Regions from separate parts of the Homo sapiens genome. Here region 2 is linked to region 1. A link is an interaction called in ENCODE POLR2A ChIA-PET data of the cell type or tissue named here. Cell type or tissue: PC-9. All regions are shown on one strand.

What was found. ChIA-PET counts read pairs that join two places held together with the same protein. Peaks named below come from ENCODE experiments on the same cell type or tissue, not always from the same donor. Only the 100,000 strongest peaks of a DNase experiment are listed, where the experiment ranks them.
Region 2: POLR2A ChIA-PET joins it to region 1 with 11 read pairs; 2 of 35 experiments call an interaction of 5 or more read pairs at or near these places.

The regions. Positions count from the first base shown.
Region 1 is chr5:90,884,642-90,892,641 of GRCh38, reverse strand. The region is part of intron 83 of ADGRV1 (adhesion G protein-coupled receptor V1); the gene reads right to left. Among named protein-coding and RNA genes, the nearest start is that of ADGRV1, 330 kb to the right of the region's middle. In PC-9, no CTCF peak of the experiment used is centred here; a DNase peak (open chromatin) is centred at 3,661; H3K27ac peaks cover 838 bases.
Region 2 is chr5:91,400,194-91,408,193 of GRCh38, reverse strand. The region is part of intron 1 of ARRDC3-AS1 (ARRDC3 antisense RNA 1); the gene reads right to left. Among named protein-coding and RNA genes, the nearest start is that of ARRDC3, 21 kb to the right of the region's middle. In PC-9, no CTCF peak of the experiment used is centred here; no DNase peak of the experiment used is centred here.

The sequences.
Region 1 (8,000 bases):
TAAGAGAAAACTTTTGGGGTATCCTCATTACCTTGATTGTGCTGATGATTTTTAATGGTATGTATATATACATATATGTCAAAACTTATCAAATTGTACACTTTAAATGAGTATCTTTGTTTTTCCAATTTACTTCACTAAAGTTTTTTTAAATGTATTTGATTAATGGATCCATAACTGACCTAATTTTCAAATGGTTATGATTTTCAAATTGCCAGGCCTGAATGACATAAGACTTTGTTCTTTGGGATCTGGGAAATTAAGAAAACCATACTTTTATCACATATTATTCTATCTTCATATCAATGAAACAGTCTCATAAATTATTATAACACTGTGTTGGACAATTTGAATCAGAAAGTACTAGAACAGAACAAATTTGAAAATTTCTCAAGATAATAAAAGTTTATTATATGAAACATGTTAAGAAATATGATGGAAAGGTGACCTCACATTCACATGAAATTTTGCAACATTGAGAGAGGTGAGCACTTCAAAGCAAAAGAAGTGGATAAATCTACACTAATGATTTTTTAGTTCCATGAAAGATTCTATGACACTTCCCCTTGAAACTAGAATCAAGAGTTCTAGTCAATTTTTTCAAAAGAATCCATCCTTTAGTCTTTACATTCTAAAGGATGAAACTTAAAGTGCATTTTCTACTCTGAACTCATAACTTTTCAATAGAGACTAAAGAAAAATTACCTAGATGAGGTTATACCATATATAATTTGTCCATGTTAGAACCAAAGTTTCCATATTAACTACATTAATAATTACAAATATATTACTGCTTCCCCAAATTAAATATTACATATTTACATGGATAAGCAATGATAGCAGGCGGGTTTATGACATTTGCTTCCCTTCATTGTCAATAACATTTCACCTATTTTAATGATATTATCTAAAACAGAAATTCTTCTAAAAGTGAAAAGAAAGGAACTTTTTATGCTATAGCCAAGTAAAATTTTATTGATCTAATTAATTTTGTAGTAAAACATTTTAAATATGATATTCTATAGGATATTTTATTGTTTTATCATCACACCATAATTGATGAGATGATTATCAGTACCTGAAAAAGTTTCTCCTTTTTGCTCCTATTATGCTCCAAATATATTTTTCATGTTAGATATTATTTTCATTTTCCCATTTATACTTTTATAATTAAAGTTTTACCGTAAGTAATTTGCTTCCCTGCACATACTAATTTTCTTAATTATATTTAGAATATAGCTATCACTTATCAGTCATCTATAGGAAGGTGATATTTTCTTAAAAGCTATTTCGATATTACCTTTCAGTTTGTGTTGTCTAACACCCCTATAACATCATTACCCCAATACACACATCTATTGCTAACTCCAACACACACACAAAGAGTGAGAAATACAAAAGTATGTCTAATCAAAAGGAAGTCTAAATGCTGGCTTTTATATAATATATATAAATAATATATATTATAATATAAAATATAAACAGCTACTCATCATCCAAATTAAAACAATAAAAATTTTCCATATTTTTTCAAACTTTTTTGTTTAAAGAAAAAAAATGTTACAGATGCATATAAACCCGCTCTCCCATTCCATTCCTGCTCCTTCTTCCTAGAGGTAAAAAGTGAATTTCCTTTTAATTTCATATGCTCATATCCACTGTCATACATTTTGTTTTGTACAAAGTATATTAATTGAAAACTCCAAGAAATGCCAATTTAAAAAGATTTTCAACTTTACTCTTTATCAGGGAATGCTAATTAAAATCAGCAGATAAAAAATAGTAAAAAAATCTGATGACACGAAGTGTTGAAGAAGATGAGGATAAACAGTAATTTACATGGCACTGATAGAAATATAAGTTGTTACAATGTCTTTAGAGAACAATTTAACAATTTGGGGGCCAAACTGAATATATCCTTATGCTGTGGCCCAGAAATTACCCTTCTAGACATTTACACATGAAAATGTGTCACATTTATATGTAAGGAGGCGTGTAAAAGGGTCATGTTAATAAATGGAACACTTGTATAGTGTTTCTTATGTGACAGGTACTGTTTAAGTCTTTCATGTGTTTTTACTCTGCTATCTTCATAATATGCCTACCTCATAGGAAATATGCTTCATTTAACAGGTGGGTGAACTGAGCACTGGGTTTTATGACTTGTCAAGGTCCTGTAACTAGCAGTGGTAGAACTACAAACCCAAGCAATCCAGCTCTGGAGTCAATGTTGTTAACCGCTGTGCTGTATTGCTCACTGAAACACCATGTGTAAGAGCAAAAGGGTGGAAACCATTCAGAGTTCATCCAGACAGGAAGGAATGAACACACAATAGGACCTTTATACAGGGCAGAATAGCCTTTCAAATGCATAAAACAGACCTACACACAGCTAGTGTACATTTCAGAAACCTAACATGGTATGAAAAGGTGAGTTGCAAAAAGATTCACACTGTGTAATAACTAAAGTCACCCTTATGATTTATTTTCAATAGCTAAAATAGCTAAAGCAATCTTAGACTATATTTAAAAATATGGAATCAAACAAAGAAAGGGATTCCTTTTTTCCCTCCTTGGGGTTAAGGATTGATCACACCTAAAATAGTGTATCAATATAATGAGCTGCAAGACTGATCAACCAGACTGGGTTTAGGAGTGAGCAGCTGGAATGGGCAAAGGTTTTGCAGCTGTATAGAACAAGTGTGCAAAGTCTCTCAAGTAAGAGAATAACTATTTATGTGCAAGAAAGAAACTCAGTCTCCATCAGCCCTCTCTTTCTCCACAGGCTTCCTATCAAATGTGTCAGTACACACTTTTGATAGGGCTTATCTGTTTGACTTAGGACAATTATCCTCATATGAAACATTAACAAATGGTATCACAACATCATTTAACTTGATATACATTAAATATGGTATTCTCAAGTACATGGAAGAGTATTGATAACAAATTATGCACAAAAAAATTTCATGGAAAATTATATAATAATTTAAAAATCTGGCTATTTTTATCTGACCAAAAAAGGTGAAAAAATGAGGAAAAAATAAAATTGCATAGTTTTTATATTGTTGTAGATGAAAGATTCACCAGAAGTTTCCCTCTTACTGTAACAGACTATCAACAAAAATGTATTAATACCCTGTTTAAGAATATATACTTAAGGGGATATTCTAGTAGTGAAAACAATGGTCTGTACAAGGAAGAGCCCTGAGCTCTTCCTCATTCCCTGAATAAGTCTTCTCTATAATGAGGAGAGGCCTGTTAAGAGACCACAATGCTGATGTTAATTCAACTAAACCATCAACCTCCACAGAGTAGGTTCACTTTGTATGAAAAGCAATTAATATTTAAAAAGGTCTCTTTTCAGAGAAGACAAACCTAATAAAGACAAACACTTAAAAGATCAAGGGGCTAAACTGAGCACTGACGCACATGGCTAAAATGTTAGTTTTCAAGAATACTTAATGGACAAACAAGTGGGGGTATATTAAATGTTAATTACTCTTAATGTTAGCTCTTGAAAAAATGCTTGTTTGGGTGTGGTAACTCTTTTTGAAAAACTTGTTGGCACTCCAGTGTAGACCTTGCTATGATTTCTTTCCAACATTGTACACACCTTATTCAACAGACAAATGACTCATAGAAGGCCACAATCCAAGATTTGATAGTCAGCATTTAGCTTGCTAATGATATCCCAGATGTAGCCACAGTTTCTACTATGAGAAAAATAGTAGACAGAGGATTACACTATGGCTCCTATATTTCACTAGAGTCTGTTTTGCAGGAATAGTAAAAATACAGTGAAAGGAGTGTCAGATAAGGTAATGAGGAGAAAGGCCACAGAGGGGTTGTGAAAAGTATGCCAACATCAACAGTTGTTACTCAATATTTGTACCACTGAACCTGAATAAGCCAAGCATAGAAGGTGAAAATGGCTAGATAAGAAAGGAGAAAACAAAGGCAACTAATATAAAGTTGACTAAGCAAATCTGCAGTACAATGATAAAAACACCAAATGATATATGATATCCAACATCAAATACATTATCCATTTGTAAAGTATGAAGGCCCATTAGTCATTTTTTCCTGCAAAGTCCACAAGCACATTTATATGTTTGAATGTATCATTCCAACTTTTGCCAAGAATGTATTATTTTGTTTTTAAGCACTTTTGCCAGCCAGAAGATATTGCTATTTTATATTTTAGTTACCAATTTTTAATACAATTTTATGAACACCTATGATTTTATGTCCTAATGATGCAAATGCAAAAACAAAAAAAAACTTTTTCTCTTTAAGAACTCACAGTGCAGTAATGAGGCAGAAATCTACATAAATATTTCTGCTTAAAAATGAAATTATGCTATCACAGAGTTATATGGTAGTCAGTTTTCACTTTAGCTCACTCTTCCTTCTAGAGGGAAAACATTATTTAATGCTACTCTGTTCCACTAGTCAACATAAATGTGACATGACAGATCTCATACACATTGTAGTTTGATACTGTAATGACATTTTCAAGCATATATGATTTTAACAGAACAGGACAATATTCAAAATGGTGAAATTTGGGACACACAACAAAAACAGGAATTAAAGAATACTTTTCATTTTATTTGCTTTTATAATCTCCCTAGAGTTAGACTCTGTAGGGAAATGCCTACTTTATCTGTGTATCTGAGATCAACCCTGTGTTCTTTTTCCACATAAAAGAAAAAAAATTAGTTACTGTGTCTAGAATCCTGACTTAAAAAAACTGTGGTACAAAAATGCTATTGTGAATTATACAGCTAAAGGAAGCATTGGCTAGTAAATGTTATCAAAGATTGACATATAATCTGCATAACAGCATGAGAGAGGAGGGACAAGGTAGAGTTGAACTATTACAACTCCATGTTAGGTTTTAGTTTTTAGGTTTACACTTTCGCTATCAAATTTGTTATTTTTTATTATAAAATCTCACCCAAATTGTTTCCCATATAAACACTTCTTGGCCCTACACTGAAGACATTCTTGGCCTTGTATTAAAGACAAACAAATAAAACTTTAATAAGTAATAACAAATATGCATTCAGTGCTTATCATTCATCAGGCACTGCAGCAGAAAATGAGTGCACAGCAGTGATGAAAACAGCCATGGTTTTTGCCCTCATGGAGTGTATCATCCATGAGAAAACAGAGATGAATAAGTCAAGAACCACAACATGCTGAGTACTATAGAGAACAGGAAAATGAACTGAGAGAATACAGTCTGTTGGAGAGATGGGAGGATTAAATAGAGTGAAATAGAGTGATGAAGCCCTCCATAAAAGGCGACATTTAACCTGATCCTTGAAGTGAGAGAAGGAACCTCTGATACAAACAGCCAAGGATCAGTGAAAAGAGCATGCCAGGCAGAGACCACGGCACCCACAAAGGTTCCAAGGCACGACAGCTTCAGGGAATGAAGGCAAGGTCCGTGTGGTGTGGGTGGTAGATTGGTGATATGGACCGGAGCTGGTGATACAGTCTTAACAGCCATATTATGATGTGGAATTGATCTTGAAGAGCAGTGGAAAGCTGTAAAAGGGTATCAATAGAGGACACGCATGACATCTTTAAAAGATGACACTGGCTCCTAACTAGAGAGCAAACTGGTTGAGAGAAGAGGTGAAGCAGGCAGATCAGTTAAAAGACTATTTCAGTTGTCACATAAGACGTGGTACATTTGGCAAAAGGTAGTAGATGGATTCGGAAAAAAGGAGATGAACTCATGGCATCATTTAAAGGTAGAATTAAAAGAATTTGCTGGCACACAAAAGTCTTGCTGGTAAGCTGAATACACTTATAGCAAGGAAAGAATAATGCTTGAGAAACTCTGTGAATGATGGCCCCAATTATTAAGATATGGGAAACTGGGAAGAATGGTTTTCAAGCGGATGTTAAACTTGTCATCTGGACATGTTAAATTTGAGATACCTGTGAGACATCCAAGAAGAGCTATCAAGGAGCAACAGAGTATATAAGACCAGAGCTTAAAAGAGTGGTTTACGGTGGAGATAAAAGTTTGTGAGTCACGAAGTATACAAAAATGGTTAAAGCTTAACGCTATGGCTAATGATGAGATCATTTATCGAGAGAGTATGGAGTAATATTTCTATAATTTTAGTATACAATTCCTGAGGAGATTCTGATTCAGTATGTTTGGGGTGGAGGCTTTGAATCTGCATTTTTATTAAACTCTCCAGGCATGTCTCATCCCAGTACTTTGTTAAATACTGCTATAGAGACAGAAAATAAGTGAGCCCACTAGTGAGCTGACAACCTCTAGCAGTTGGTAGTTGGCCAGGAGAGGAAGAGTCTGAGAAGCTGAAGCCAAAGACCAACCAGGAGTGGGTGATCTATATAATTTTTTGAACCATCTTCAGAAGGAAAATAAAGGTTCCCGACTATTAGGTAATACTAGTGAGAATATGATCAGAGTTCCTTTGAGCAATTTCCTATAAAATAGTGCCAATAGCCAGCCTCCAGAACGATAGGTTGCTGCAAGCTCTTGATGCTGCTCAAAAAATATGGATTATGTCAGCAACAGGATCATTGGTGCCTTCTAAGTACAACTATTAATCCTGCTACACTAAAATCAGGGGAGGACATCACGGGATTAGTATTCGATATTTTAAAGTTAATGAGATCTTGATCCAGCCACTTCCATATACTGGGAGTGGGTAATGAGCAACATCACCACCCTCCTTCCCTCCCTTCCTTTCTTCCTCCCTCCCTCTCTCCCTCCTTCCCTTTCTTCTTCATGTTACATGCAGTAGCCTCAAGACCCGAGTATTAAGCAACTCCTTAAAACAATAGGCTAAGAATAAAAGGGCCAGACAAATTATGGGGCAGATTCATTTCTATCTCTTCCTCTAACCAATATCCTGTTTCCAACCCCTCTCCTGGCACTCCTTATCTCCACAGTATTTTAACTGCTTAGAACTGTCACCTTTCAGTCCTCACCTTGTGCCAGACAAATTAAGCTTCAGAATGCTTCCTTCCATCTCCTCTCAAAGCTTATCACATTTCACCTAGGGTTGTGTAATAACCATTTGATCCATAAACTTACTATATGCTGATGGGTTTGTTATTTCCCACAGATTTTCACTTTAACTGGAGGTTTTGTAGAGACAAACTTTAATTTGAAGGAGTTAAGCTAAAGTTGGAATATTTCCATATCATTATGGAGAAGATGTAAGTATGGAGAAGATAATTTAACAATCCTTAGTCATCATCCAACAGATTGCTATCTGTTTCATCTATAAAGTCCTGAGACTTTAAGAAGTCTTTGAGTTAATCACCTGGGAACAAGAAAACCTTTAGAAAGACTGCCAAGAGATTATTAATTGCTTCAGAAAGCTGATTTCTTGTTATGTGGTAGCAGAAAAACATCTTGAACAACAAGTACATCTATGAGTCTGTCTTGTGAAAAATCTACAGAGAGCTAAAGATTTTCTTCACCAAATAAAACTGGAAGTGGTCCTTAAATGAAGGGTTGCAAAGCAAAGGTTATCAGGCACAAAACTATTAACATACATGTGTAGAGGAGCTAGATATAAAACAATGTGGGGCTGCATGGTCCATGGGAAGCATACTGTAAGAACATACATACCACGATTGTGGGCCAAACTCAACCCACAGGACCTCAGTGCCCCTGTACTAAACTCCCCAGGCCATTGTACAGGAATGAGAGTAGGATTCATTACTTTGATTGCCAAAGAAATAAAAGGAAATTATCAGTTAGGGTATTCAACTGTCCTGGATTGCTTGGGACTGAAGGATTTACTGAGATGTAGAACTTTCAGTGCTAAACCCAGGACAGTCCTAGGCAGGTGGAGATAACTGGTCACCTTAAATCAAGACGATTATTGTGCTATGCTTTGGGCTGGAGAAACAAAACATAACAACAATGTGGGGTCTAGTTTTTACAAAAAGTTGAAACTAGTAGTTTGGTTCGAGTCACAAAGCACATAAGG
Region 2 (8,000 bases), 520 kb before region 1:
TGCTGTTTTTGTTAGAATCGAAGCTGAGAAGACAGTGCTGCACAGGCCTGGGTCTGAGAAGCGACCTCTAGAGTTAATTACCAAAAAGTCTACAAAGCCAGATTGAGTGATTGGCCTCCTATCCAGTTTGGATCTCTAACTCAGGATTTCAGACCCCCACATTGGCTTGTTCCTTCCAGGTAGCCATGATTCCCCAAATGCTGATACTTGGGATGCATGCACAAACATTTATTTCCATTCTGTCACCCAGGTGTCTACTGACACTTCTCTGCTACTCCAGCACCTGCAACTGCTCACACTGTCTCTGTGCTTTAGTCTCTTTGTAGCTTCTCCACTACCTGAAATTACATTCTAAGCTTACAGGTTAGCCTGTTCATTATTCAACTGTACCATTAAAAATATAAATTTCATGAGGGAAGGCAATTTGTGTCTGTTTTTTACCACTTGATCCTCAGTGCCTAGGAAGTGGCTGGAACATACAATGAATTCAATAAATATTTGTTAAATGAATAAATAGCTTAAATAATATATTCACTCTGTGCAGCTAAACATAAAACTCAGCTTTCATTCAAGAACTATTAAATAATTCACTCACACAAAAATATTTTTGGGCAATGTTGATTTTACTAAAGATTTTGTGTAGGAAATGGAGAAAGGATTTATACTGGCACTCTTCATTAAAAATTGCTCAACCTCATAGATAACAAAAAGAATGCAAATTAAAAGTGCACCAAGAAGCCTGAGGTATTAGAGGTTATGAGGAGTGAAGAGAACTTCTGCTACAGATTAGAGTGTGGAGGAGGGAGTTGCCAAGCACAAAACCCAAGTGCCTGACATAAAGTATCAAAGTGAGAAAGGTATTTATGTAGGAGGAGGCAACAGTGTGAGACTTGTTACCTACAGGGATGTTGATGAAATATGTAAGTACATTAAGAATAACATGAGCCAGGACTTCGACTGTGAGAGAAGAGTGTTAAAAATATGGAAAGGGAGAAAATTAGAATGGATCTGGTGATGTTGGATAGTAGTTGAAGGAATAGGTATCAACTAGTAGTTGTTTATATATGGAGATAGTAACCAATGTCAGTATGTGTCTGTTTACTAAGAGGGCCTTGGAAAAGACACACCCCAATAGCCAGCAACACACATAGAATTCAGGCTTCTTTTTTTTCTTTTCCTTTTTCTTTTTTTTTTCTCATTCCGTTGCCCAGGCTGGAGTGCCGTGGTGCGATCTCGGCTCACTGCACCCTCCATCTCCCAGGTTCAAGGGATCCTCCCACCTCAGCCTCCCAAGTAGCTGGGATTACAGGCACCCACCATCATGCCCGGCTAATTTTTGTATTTTTGTAGAAACAGGGTTTCACCATGTTGGTCAGGCTGGTTTCAAACTCCTGACCTCAGGTGATCCACTCTCCTCAGCCTCCCAAAGTGCTGGGATTACAAGTGTAAGCCACCGCACCCAGCCACACTCGGGCTTCTAAATATCATTCTCCATTAAAAGGTTCCTTGAAGAAATGGCTGATTCCATGTCCAGAGTAGGACAAGTATAAGATGAGCCTAGAATATCTCTTTAGACAAGAAAGCAAGGAAGTTCTGACAGAATGATAGCGATAAGTCAAAAGCTGTGCAGGAGCCAGCTTGAAGGAGCTCCCACCAAACAAATCTGGGACAGTTCGAACATCAAGACAAACAATGATAGGAATGGATTATGACTATTGATTATTATAGAAACCTATTAGTACATGGTGATGTAACCAAAAGAACCAATTTATCAACTGAATTTTTAATGCCAAAGTATGTATTACATAACTTCAAAGTACCCTACCACAAACACTTAATAATTACAAAGGAAAAAAAGGCTAAGTTAGAGTGGAGAATCCTGGCACTCACCACCCTAGTCAAATGATCAGAGTGAACATCATCAGTAATGGGATAAAACAAAATCATGAACCACCTGATAGGTTGCAAGAAGAACAAGGCATCTTTTCTGTCATATTTTTGCCAAAGATGTGCAATCTGAATTGAGTTCAAGGAAATGTCAGGTAAACCCAAATTAAGGGACATTTTACAAATGTCTGGTTTATCATCTTTAAATGTACCAAGGTCATAAAAATGAAGGAAAGCAGAAGGAACTGTTTCAGATTAAAGGAGACTGAAGAGGTAGGGCAGAAGCTAAGCACAACACATGATTCTGGACTGGATACTTTTGCTATAAAGGACATATTAGGGACAACAGGCAAACTGTGAATGGAGTCTAACTCCATTTGATGTCAGTAACATATCAAAGCTAATGTCCTGATATTGATGGTTTCACAGTTGACCCTCCATATCTACAAGTTCCACATCTGTAGAATTAACCAACTGTGGATTGAAAAATATTTGAATTAAAAAATGAAAATAATATAAAAACAATACAGTATAACAACTATTTACATAGCATTTACATTGTATTATATATCATAAGTAATCTAGAGATGGTTTAAAGCAAGCTTGTCCAACTCACAGCCTATGGGCCACATGTAGCCCAGGATGGCCTTGAATGCAGCCCAACACAAATTTGTAAACTTTCTTAAAATATTATGAGTTTTTTTTGCAATTATTTTTTAGCTCATCAGCTATCATTAGTGTTAGCGTATTTTGTGTGTGGCCCAAGACAATTCTTCCAATGCAGCCCAGGGAAGCCAAAAGATTGGACACCTCTGATTTAAAGTATACAGGAGGATGTCCACAGGTTTTATGCAAACATGACACTATTTTATATAAGGGACTTGAGCATCTGAAGGGGGGATCCTGGAACCAATCCCCACAGATACCAAGGGAAGACTGTAGTTTGAATATGTAGGAGAATGTACTTGTTTATAACATATATAACCTAGGGTTATATATTCTGGTGTACAAGGATATTATGTTGGCAACTTACTCTTAAATAGTTCCATGGGGAAAATATTCTTTATACTTGCAACTTTTGGATACGTTTGAGGTAGCTTCAACATTTTTTAAAATTAAACTTAAAAAACTGAAAATTAAGATATCATTTGTCAGCTATCAGATTTGTGGAAATGTAAAAGTTTGACAATGCACTCTATTGGCAAGGCTGTGGGCAAATAGACCCTTTTTTTTTTTTTTTTTTTAGATCTGGTAGCCCTCTGTCAACCAGGCTGGAGTGCAGTGGCACTCCAGTGATCATAGCTCATTGAAGCCTCAAATTCCTGGGTTTAAGGGCTCCTCCCACCTCAGCCTTCCAAAGAACTGGAATCCCAGGTCTGTACCCCCATGTCTAGCTAATTTTTTAAAATTATTTAAAAATTTGCTGTGTTGCCCAGTCTGGTCTCAAACTCCTGGGCTGAAGCAATCCTCCTGCCAAAGTGCTGGGATCATAGACATGAGTTCCAGCACCCAGCCCAACACTCTTTTATTTATTTTGAGGCTATAAATCAGCAGAACTCCTTAGGAGGGAAATATTTATCAATATTACAATAGCATATGTCCTTGATCAACAATACCACTACTGGGAATTTACCCTGTGGGTATGCATGCACTAATGAAAAATAAGATCTGTATAACATTACCCATTTTAATATTGTTGTAAATGCAAATAATCAGGAAAAAAAGTTCATAAATAGGTTAAATTATGATACATTGATAAAATGGAATAGAGTGGGGTGATGAAAAAGAATTAGAAAGCTCTATGTAGTCATAGGAAAGGTGTCCAAAATATATAGCATAGTGAAAAAAATTTAAGGTACAGAACAGTATATACAATGCGCTAAATTCAGTGTCAAAAAAGCAGAGAAAAATAAAAAGCAATATGCATGCTTGCTTATATTTGCATAAAGAAATTCTAGAAAAGTACATAAGAAAACAATATCAGTGGTTACTTGGTGGATAGACAAGTGAGAGCAGTGAGGCCCCAGGATGGTAAGGAGACTTTCTGGCCCACGTTTTTATACTTCTGTTAACATGGGTCTCTATCATCTATTCACGATATTAATTTTGAAAATCTCTCATTAGACATTTTTGTTTCCCAAATTCTTTCCTTTAACCAAGCAGCTACTTCCCATTCCTCCCGACATAAATGATCCAGCAAGCTGGCCCTCATTTCTTTTCTCAGTATTCCCCAGAATCTCACATTCCATTCTCCTCATAAATATCCAGCAACATCGCCCTGTCCCAAATTCTACCTCCAAACCTATTTACCAATCTTTAGGGAAATGAACAAAACACAGGCTCCTAAATGAAAGGCAATTTGTCCTTATTGGTTGGGGATAGGTTGGGGGGTAAGGGAGAACTACCCACAAGCAGTTTATTAAAGTTTTTTCTAAATACAGTACATACAATCTTTGCCAAAGAGAAACTCTGATGAATGAGATTTGTTCCACCTCAATGAAGCACTCATTTACTCATGAGTGGTGCCCCTCTATCCACACACACAGTTTTATCCACCCTAGGACCCCCTCCTGCTTTTCATTTTGGTGGGTCCTGATCTGCATGTACCACCATCCCTCTTAACTAATGCTGAGCTAAGCTGCATCTGTCTTTAAATAGGCCAAAGGCTCTGCCCAAATTTGGAGAAACATTTAAGAACTAGTCAAAACTAAGGATTTTTGGCTCAAACTCAAGATGAGAAGGATAAACAAACCCTGCCCAAATGGAATCTAGTTTGATATATTTTCCTGCCTTTCTAATTAAAGCCAAATGTTTTAATATTTCCCAAATTACCTCTGATGAAATCTACTGTATCATTTCACCTTATAAAAGCAAATAAGTTTATATTTACAGTTAATAATTTTATTTCAATGCATGCTAGTTTTTCATTTTATTTGCCATGAGGTGTCATGAACCTCCACTATGGGCTAACTAATCTGCTCCATGGGCCACACATGTACCAAAGAATTGTGGGAACCAGAGATGGTCAGAATACAATCTCACACAATCTTATACCTTTTTTTTTCTCATTGTCAAGAATACAGAAGAGGCCAAGCACATTGGCTCACACCTGCAATCCTGGCACTTTGGGAAGCCAAGTAGGATCACTTCAGCCCAGGAGTTCGAGACCAGCATGGGCAACATAGTGAGACTTCATCTCTATTTTTTAATAATTTAATTTAATTTTAAAATAATACAAAAGAGCCAGGGGAAAGGATCTCAGTATATTAGGGATCAGTTGACATTAACAGTAGAAAGTAAAGTCTTCTGACTTGATATTTCAAAACAATATTAATAATAATGATCCTAAACATTTTAGCAATGCATTTCAGAACCTACTATAGCTTTGTCCCATTTGATTTCCATAATTTGAGGTGGATATAATTATCCCCATTCTATCAGTCAAGAAATGAGGACTCAGATGATAATGAATTTCTCCAAATCACACAATGAAGAAGCAGCAAGACTGCAAGGTGCCTAAATTAGGCTTATCTTCAATGATCTGAGTAAATCTCTATGATTATTAAGTTTAATGATTCTATTAGTAATGGGTATTTCCAAGTTCAAATGAGTTTAAAATTTTATAAGGCTATCTAATGCCTCGAGAACATTGTCTGTGGAGGCTGGGAATTCTACAAAATAGGAGCTAAAAAGGTTAATTTATTCTGACAGAAGGATGATTAACACTAGGTAAGATTACCTATCTCTAATTAACCTAGTCCATTATTGAGTTCTTAAGAAGGATATGGATAGCAAAAATGTCACTCAGAAAAAATTCAGCTGAGAAAGTTTGAAGACAGCACTGCACTGGGAATGATAATTGTTATATTTGTTAGCCATTGGGTATGCTTAAAATCATTTTCATATTTAAGCCAGAACCTAAAATACTTCTTTACTCAAGCCTCTTTAAGGGAACTATGAGGCTTAAGATTAACAAATACATTTTAGCATTAACTTAAATTTAAAAATGCCTATCAAAAATTTTAAAAGGAAATCTGTTTTTTTAAAATTAATCTCAAACCTGCTTATACACAAAGGCCTTCTAATAAAGATCATTAAACATTTTACTGAGTTATGTTCTTGACCAGTGATTTCATGATAGGCTTAACCTCTCTCCCTCACTCTAACACCCATGTTTTACCTACTACGTTCTGACAGAATGTAAAACAAAACAACTCTAATATTATTCATTAATAGTACTTTTGGGGACCTTGAAAAGTTAATGCTACTTTAAAGTTTCCTAACTTAAAAATCTTAAGCATTGAAAGGATCTGGTTTACTATATCCTGTGGGTTAGAGTTTGTGTTTTTTGCTTTTCATTATAGACCACAGTATCACATAAGAATGGATATCATTTAGTTTAGTTTTATGCTACCAGGCACAGTGGCTCACGCCTGTAATCCCAGCACTTTAGGCGGCCAAGGTGGGTGGATCATTTGAGGTCAGGAGTTCAAGACCAGCCTGGCCAACATGGTGAAACCCCAGCTCTACTAAAAATACAAAAATTAGTCTGGTGTGGTGGCACGTGCCTGTAATCCTAGCTACTGGGGAGGCTGAGGCACAAGAATCACTTGAACCTGGGAAGCAGAGGTTGCAGTGAGAAGAGATTGCACCACTGCACTCCAGCACGGGCAACACAGCAAAACTCCATCTCAAAAAATAAAATAAAATAAAATAAAATAATAAACTGTTAAAAGGGATTTTTTTCTGTTATCTTGGAATTGTTATTATGACTGAAAAAATGATGACAAAAATTCATAAAGATTCTAGGCTGTTAAAGGCCTCTCCAACCACTGGGCCGGAAACCTCTCTAAAGGCTTATTCAGATGCAAAGGAACCACATCTGCTACTCCCAATCAACATTTCAGCCCTGAGTGAGTGAGCAGGAAAATATTTTCCCTCAACCCACTAGAAGCCAAGTGAAGAGGGAGTTTCAAAGGAATACAGAGTGGGAGTGCTTGCACAGAGGAAAGACTGACAGCTACTACCTAGTTGAATACTTACAGAGTTGGGAACCTAGAGACTCACCCCAAGTCTGACTTCAAAGTTCACTACGCTGAGTGAGAGAGTCTGTGGGAGAAACTGACATGTGTCTTTTGGAATTTGGAAGCATATCTGAACATCAAGAATTGCGCCTGATTCTTTCCTGAAGATTTTGAAGATGGAAGACTGGCAAGCAAACCCCGGAAAAGTGGAATTTTTTAAAAAGACCATATTGTGGGGCGCTTTAAAAGAAGGTGAAGAAAATGTCCATCCCATTCTAGGTTTCCTTATTTTTATGGACTGAATGTTTGTGTCCCCCCACCCCCAAAAATTGATATGCTGAAATCCTAATCCCCAATATGATGGTACTAGGAGGTAGAACTTTGGGGAGGTAATTAAGTCATGAGAGTGGAGTCCTCATGAATGGGATTAGTACCCTCATTAGAAGAGACATGAGCTTGCCCTCTCTGCTGTCCAACATCTAAAGACACAGCAAAAAGATGACCATCTGCAAACCACGAAAAGTACTCCCACCAGACACAGGACCTGCAGACACCCTCATCTTAGAATTCCAGCCTTCACAACTGTGAGAAATAAACATTTGTTGTTTAAGCCACTCAGTCTATGGTTTTCTGTTATAGCAGCCCAAACTGACTAAAACAACATTCATTTACCAACGGGTACAGAAGGAGGACTTTCAAGTTTGACTCAATTTGAAGGAATATAAAGAAGGGAAGAGAAGGCCGGGTGCAGAGGCTCACACCTGTAATCCCAGCATTTTGGGAGGCCAAGCTGGGCAGATCAAGAGGTCAGGAGTTCAAGACCAGCCTGGCCAACATGATGAAACCCCATCTCTACTAAAAATACAAAAAAAAAAAAAAAAATTAGCTGGGCATGGTGGCATGCGCCTGTAATCCCAGCTACTCCAGAGGCTGAGGCAGGAGAATCTTTTGAACCCAGGAGGTGGAGGTTGCAGCGAGCCAAGACTGTGCCATTGCACTCCAGCCTGGGCGACAGGGTGAGACTCCGTCTCAAAAAAAAAAAAAAAAAAAAAAAAAAACCGAAGGGAGGAGAAAAGCACAAGCCCTGGG